2 separate regions of the Homo sapiens genome follow, and region 1 is linked to region 2. A link is a loop called in an ENCODE intact Hi-C map of the cell type or tissue named here. Cell type or tissue: GM12878. All regions are shown on one strand. Links, peaks and the distances in the headings refer to the core of each region. The heading gives the core; the rest is flanking DNA. Region 1 overlaps UST (uronyl 2-sulfotransferase). Region 2 overlaps UST (uronyl 2-sulfotransferase).

Evidence for each region. Peaks named below come from ENCODE experiments on the same cell type or tissue, not always from the same donor. Only the 100,000 strongest peaks of a DNase experiment are listed, where the experiment ranks them.
Region 1: it touches region 2 in a loop (4-fold over the local background); 7 of 110 quality-filtered maps call a loop at or near these places.

Annotation. Positions count from the first base shown.
Region 1 is chr6:148,759,399-148,762,311 of GRCh38, reverse strand. All of the region lies in intron 1 of UST (uronyl 2-sulfotransferase), which reads right to left. It overlaps LOC107986659 (a long non-coding RNA gene), which reads left to right. Exons shown (of 2, transcript XR_001744408.2): 1 at 1-1,480; 2 at 2,333-2,913. Among named protein-coding and RNA genes, the nearest start is that of UST, 14 kb to the right of the region's middle. RefSeq lists enhancers at 451-590, 844-1,594. In GM12878, for the core only: no CTCF peak of the experiment used is centred there; DNase peaks (open chromatin) are centred at 1,131 and 2,351; H3K4me3 peaks cover 2,167 bases; H3K27ac peaks cover 2,175 bases.
Region 2 is chr6:148,946,510-148,949,422 of GRCh38, reverse strand. The region is part of intron 3 of UST (uronyl 2-sulfotransferase); the gene reads right to left. Among named protein-coding and RNA genes, the nearest start is that of UST-AS1, 17 kb to the left of the region's middle. In GM12878, for the core only: a CTCF peak has its summit at 1,350 (motif pointing right); a DNase peak (open chromatin) is centred at 1,332.

The DNA of each region.
Region 1 (2,913 bases), core at 138-2,637, 190 kb after region 2:
AGTATTCTCCAAATACATTTGAACAATTCATCATCTTATGAGACCCAAAATATTATCACTGATATCCTTTGCCCAGGTGAAAAGAGGAGACAAAAGCCAGAGGTTATGGATCTTAACAAATATTTCCTGTTCCCTCCCTTTAGTTTCTGGGAAAACTCTTTATCTCGCAGCACGAATGAAGAATATAACTACAAACATTTCAGGGTCTCTCAGGCCTTGGATCTCTGCTCTACAAGCAAACAAGAACAGCCTTTTGAGTTGGGAAATGCATGAGCAAAGAAAACAAGGTGGCCTCAATCCTGTTATCTGCCAAAACAAAATAAAGACACTGCGCCATTTGGTTTTTATATTTATGTGGTTTTCTGGAATCGTTTCTCCATTTTTACTTTTGTGTCCCATGCAGCTGTTAGAGAGCTGCTTCTATGGACTGTTGGGAGAGCACGCAACACATTTTCAAGAGTAACCCATGTTAACCCCGCACTGCTGAAGTTGGCTCCACACTCGGGGGTTATATCAACATTTCCTCCTTCAAGCAGATCTTCCACACAGGAACTCCTCCCTCCACCTGCTAAGAGGTGACCACACCACAATCCCCGGGCCAGGCTGGCAAGGCTGCAGGGGTGAGTGTGGCCAGGCCCAGGTTGCTCAGGTGCCCACCCTCCTTCCTCAGCCCTGCCGGGCATTCTCCACCAATCGGCACTTTCTGGTTTCTTCCCCACTGTGGTAAAAATAACTTCCTCTTGAAGTATCTAAATCTGTATGTGATTTTACACACTTTTTTTTTTTTTGGCACGTTGTCGGATGAATTCTGACACTAAAGCAGAATGAAATTGCAAGAGATCTGCAATCACATTTCTGTAAAGCTCTGACCAGATGAGTCAGTTCCACTGTTTTCTCAAAGACTGAGAAAATACTTTCAGGCAAGACACTGCATTCTAAGCACCACAGCAGTTCCTTCTCCCCTAAGCTTCTTAGGAACTTGGCAGTGTGGTAGATGGAGGGAGGCGGAGCAGAAGGCAGGGTGCTGTTTGTTGTGATCTGCCCATGGCTTACTGGCTGTGTTCTGAGCAGAGAGGGCGTCTCAGGGGACCCATCAACCCACATCGACGTGGCTCCCAGAACTTGGCCGCACGTGCTTGGAGGAGCTGAAGCAGGGTTCCAGCCAGCCCGCTGGGGGCCTTGAAGTAAGGCTCTGTTGCACTCCTGCTAACACCCTCAGAAAAGCGGTGGGAGGAGCAGTCATTCTCAAATACCACAGCTTCGAAGAGGATCCCTTCTGACAGTAACATACCACTGCACAAAGCAGGCTCACTGAGGGAACTGGAAAACTGTTCAGTTCTGTGGCTTTTACGGGCCATGTAGACAGAGGAAGGGGGCTAAGATGTGTAAGGGAATCAAAACCATTTCATTTCTCTTTGTGCTTACTGGCCAGCCGTGTCTCCTCTTCTGTGACTGCTCCTGTACTCTGCCCATTTATCTCGTGAGTTGGTTTATCTTTTTCTCATTGATAAACTGAACTTTTAAAGACCTGCATATTAGTTCTATTTCCTGGGGAGATGTTTGTGGTTTTTTTTTGTTTTGTTTTGTTTTGTTTTGTTTTGTTTTGCTATGGTTATGGGGTGTTACTGTTGAGCTTTCACTTTAATATAGTTTTTTTTTTCTTTGTGGTTTTTACTTTCTGTGTCTTCAAATGACTTCTGATGAGAAAGTACTGGTAAACAGACCTATTTGTCTGGACAAGATTTATGTGTGTAGCAGAGCAGGGTAGACATAATAGTCATTTTAGTATCTTCAATTATTTGAAGACTATAAAGTCCAATAGACAAGCCTATATAGCTTCCAGAAGAACAGCAAAAAATGGATGGAGGCTAGAAAGGAGTAGCTCACCACACTGTGAAGAACCCTCTTACCCACTGGAGCTGCCCACAGTGAAATGGGATGGTCAGTAGCAGGCAACCGGGAGGAGGCTGTGCAAATCCTCATCAACAACACAGCTTTCACCTATCACATAGTGAGACTCTAAACTCTGGAAACCCATGTCTTACTCTGCTTCTTCTCTCTTAGGACTTCCTGGGGACATTCTGCTTCCCCTAATTTCTAGAGCAAGTTCTGGCGGAGGTGGAGGAAACGCACTGCTGATTTTAATTTTAGAAAAAATTTAACTATGATTAAGACTCAGAAAATGACAACGATGGCCTAAAATGTTTTTGTGTATTCTACTTGCCTTGGTCACTTGACTTCTGCAATTTTTAAAATAAGTGTTTGGGTCCAAAGAAAATAGCCTTATATTTGTTTCAGTTGCTACAATTATATGACCTCTTGTCTCTTTCAGCACATGATTTGAAGAACAGCAGAGATCTTAGAACGATCTACTTCAGTGATTCTCAAGAGAAAAGAAACACTCTCCCCTGGGAGTGCACAGAAAAATTACCTCAGGGACTTTTTTTTTTTTTTTTTTTTTTTTGAGACAGAGTCTCGCTCTGTCGCCCAGGCTGGAGTACAGTGGTGCGATCTTGTCTCACTGCAAGCTCCACCTCCCGGGTTCACACCATTCTCCTGCCTCAGCCTCCCGAGTAGCTGGGGCTACAAGCGCCCACCACCATGCCCGGCTAATTTTTTGTATTTTTAGTACAGACGGGGTTTCACCGTGTTAGCCAGGACGGTCTCGATCTCCTCACCTTGTGATCCGTCCGCCTCGGCCTCCCAGGGAGCTGGGATTACAGGCGTGAACCACCGCGTACGCCGCATTCTTTTATTTTTTTATTTTTATTTATTTATTTATTTTGGGATGGAGTCTCGCTCTGTCGCCCGGGCTGGAGTGCAGTGGTGCGATCTCGGCTCACTGCAAGCTCCGCCTCCTGGGTTCATGACATTCTCCTGCCTCAGCCTCCCTAGTAGCTGGGACTACAGGCG
Region 2 (2,913 bases), core at 132-2,631:
ATTATTATTATTATTATTATTATTATTTTGAGACAAAGTCTCTGCTGCCCAGGCTGGAGTGCAGTGGACAAGAAACCCACGGATAAGTATTATTATTATTATTATTATTATTATTATTATTATTATTATTTTGAGACGAAGTCTCACTCTGCTGCCCAGGCTGGAGTGCAGTGGCGCAATCTTGGCTCACTGCAACCTCCCCCTCCCAGGTTCAAGCGATTCTCCTGCCCCAGCCTCCCCAGTAGCTGGGATTATAGGCGCCTGCCACCACGCCCAGCTAATTTTTGTATTTTTAGTAGAGACAGGGTTTCACCATGTTGGTCAGGCTGGTCTTGAACTCCTGACCTCAGGTGATCCACCCGCCTTGGCCTGCCAAAGTGCTAGGATTACAGGTGTGAGCCACCGTGCCCAGCCATGGATAAGTATTATTATCCCTACTGTAGAGGTTAAGAAACTGAGGCACAAAAGGCTGCATTGGTTGCTTAAAGCCTTATCCACACAAGAGGTAAAGCCAGGATTGAAATCCAAGTCTTTCCAAACCCTAAATCCTGTTTTTTATTTACTGGCTGCAATCTATTCACCATTCCCACCGAGATTTGATCTATACATAACCTTTCAAAATGGAAGGAACAGATTGGTTAGCACAAAAGTCTGGAGAACAAAGAAGGTTTATGGAATATAAATTTTCTTCTTTTCTTGTGATGTGCTGAAAATTTGAAAGAAAGTTCTAACAGATGGAAAAGCATTATGAAATAATACAAAAATAAAAGCTTTAAAATGCCAGAGATAATACTTTTTAAAAGTTCTAGGTGGGAAAACTGAGTATATATCCTAACAAGAACAGAAAATTAATTTTAAATACTAAAAAAGATAACTATGTAATGAAAGATACCTAAAAGAAAAAAATCAGATCACAGCATATCAGTAAGTAATTCCTAATCTTTTGCTTTCAACCTGACTGGCTGGGATGGTGCAGCAGAAAACCTTTACCTGCAGTTCTACCAACACAGTCAGACTTTGCTCCTGACTTCTTGGCAAATATTTGTCAGCAGAGGCGGTATCTAACCCTACGTGGTTCATAAGTGAATTCTGTGTCACTCATGAACACCTAGACGTCTTACAATTTTGCAAAGCATTTTACAGAAAGGACATGTTTTTAACATATCAAAGCAAAATAAGGAGTAGCTCACAGGAAGAGCCTTGGCCCTTGAACCTCAGAGCCTGGGAAGATGGCTGGAGGCTCCGGTGACCCTTCCCTCTTCCCACAGTATGGGGTAGCCCTTGTAAGCAGGAGGCAGGATGGCCTGCGGGAAGCAGTCAGCGCAACACACGCCTGCAATGAAGAAGAAGTCCACCAGGGGGAGCAATGACATGATCAAGGCAAAGAGCCTGGGTCTCAATTACAGAGAAAATCTCATGGCTGCAACTGGAAGGAAAGGAAAAACTTATTTTATTTTTGCAGGCCTTGCTGCTTCTTCCTTGTTTTTCTTTTTTTTTTTTCCACCAAGTTTCTATTAGCGGACTCAGTTTCTGTGTGTAGGGCTCCAAGACTAGACGTCTGCAGGGCTGTGTGAACTAATCCCTGTGGCATGGAAAGGGACCAGGCTCCTCTCTTTGGTTTGACTCTAAGGTCCAGTTGGAGCACTCTCATGCCTGTGGACACTGTCCCCACTCCTATAAAGTCGGGAAGTTCTGACGGTCATTCTAAGCGAGGCTTTTCCAAAACATGTCAAGCCAGAGAAAGGTTCCTGGGATAAAGAGAGAGGCTCATGAGGAGACAACACTTCATAAATCTTCAGGGACGCATGGAGTCTTCAGGGGTTTGAGAGAGTCTCAGGTGACAGCGGGATTTTCCTAGCGTAGTAAAGGATTCACTTCAATAAAAGGAAAACTTTCTAATAATCAGAGGCTTTTGTGAAATCATTCCTTGCTAGGGCTGTGCGTGAGGACCTCTTCGGGAGTTTTTCCCCTGCAAAATACAAATAACTTTGGCTCTGCCTTTACAAGTTTAGCTCTGTATTTTGCAGTGGGACCTGAATACACATATTGTGAGAACGCTCCCCAGCAGATTTTGGTGCCTATCGTGATTAAGAACAATTTTTTATTAACCCATGTATGCCTAGTGTTCCATTATTGGAACGCTAAGCATGTGGGAGTTATTTACATCCTACTGCTCAAGGTCATTGCCAAGGTCTGATTGCAAAAATTTAAAAAAATTGCTACCTCAGGCATAAATGGAATAGCTTCCCACTGTCTACAGAAGAAAGTTCCAACTCCGAAGCCCAGCATTTAAAGTTCGGGATTTGACCCCCGTTTGCTTTCAAGTCTTATTCTCCCACATTATTCTTAATTTACACTATATTTTAATCAGATTCCTGTACACACTTATTCCTCCTTCTAACATGGGGCAATAATGCTTTCCTAACAATGTTGCCTCGAGGATTAGAAATAGGGTGCACTAATATCTAGTGGGCTGTCTGGGGTTTAATACGCACATTAATACTAGGTTCTCAATAAATATTCATCAAAGTGAATGAACAAAAAACAGAGAAATCTGCTGTAAAAATGAATGAGTGCACCTTTTTTTTTTTTTTTTTTTTTTTTTTTTTGGGATGGAGTCTCGCTCTGTCGCCCAGGCTAGAGTGCAGTGGCGCAATCTCGGCTCACTGCAAGCTCCACCTCCCAGGTTCAGGCCATTATCCTGCCTCAGCCTCCCAAGTAGTTGGGACTACAGGCACCCGCCACCACGCCCGGCTAATTTTTTGTATTTTGTTTAGTAGAGACAGGGTTTCACCATGTTAGCCAGGATGGTCTTGATCTCCTGACCTCGTGATCCGCCCGCCTCAGCCTCCCAAAGTGCTGAGATTACAGGTATGAGCCACCGCACCCGGCCTTTTTTTTTTTTTTTTTTTG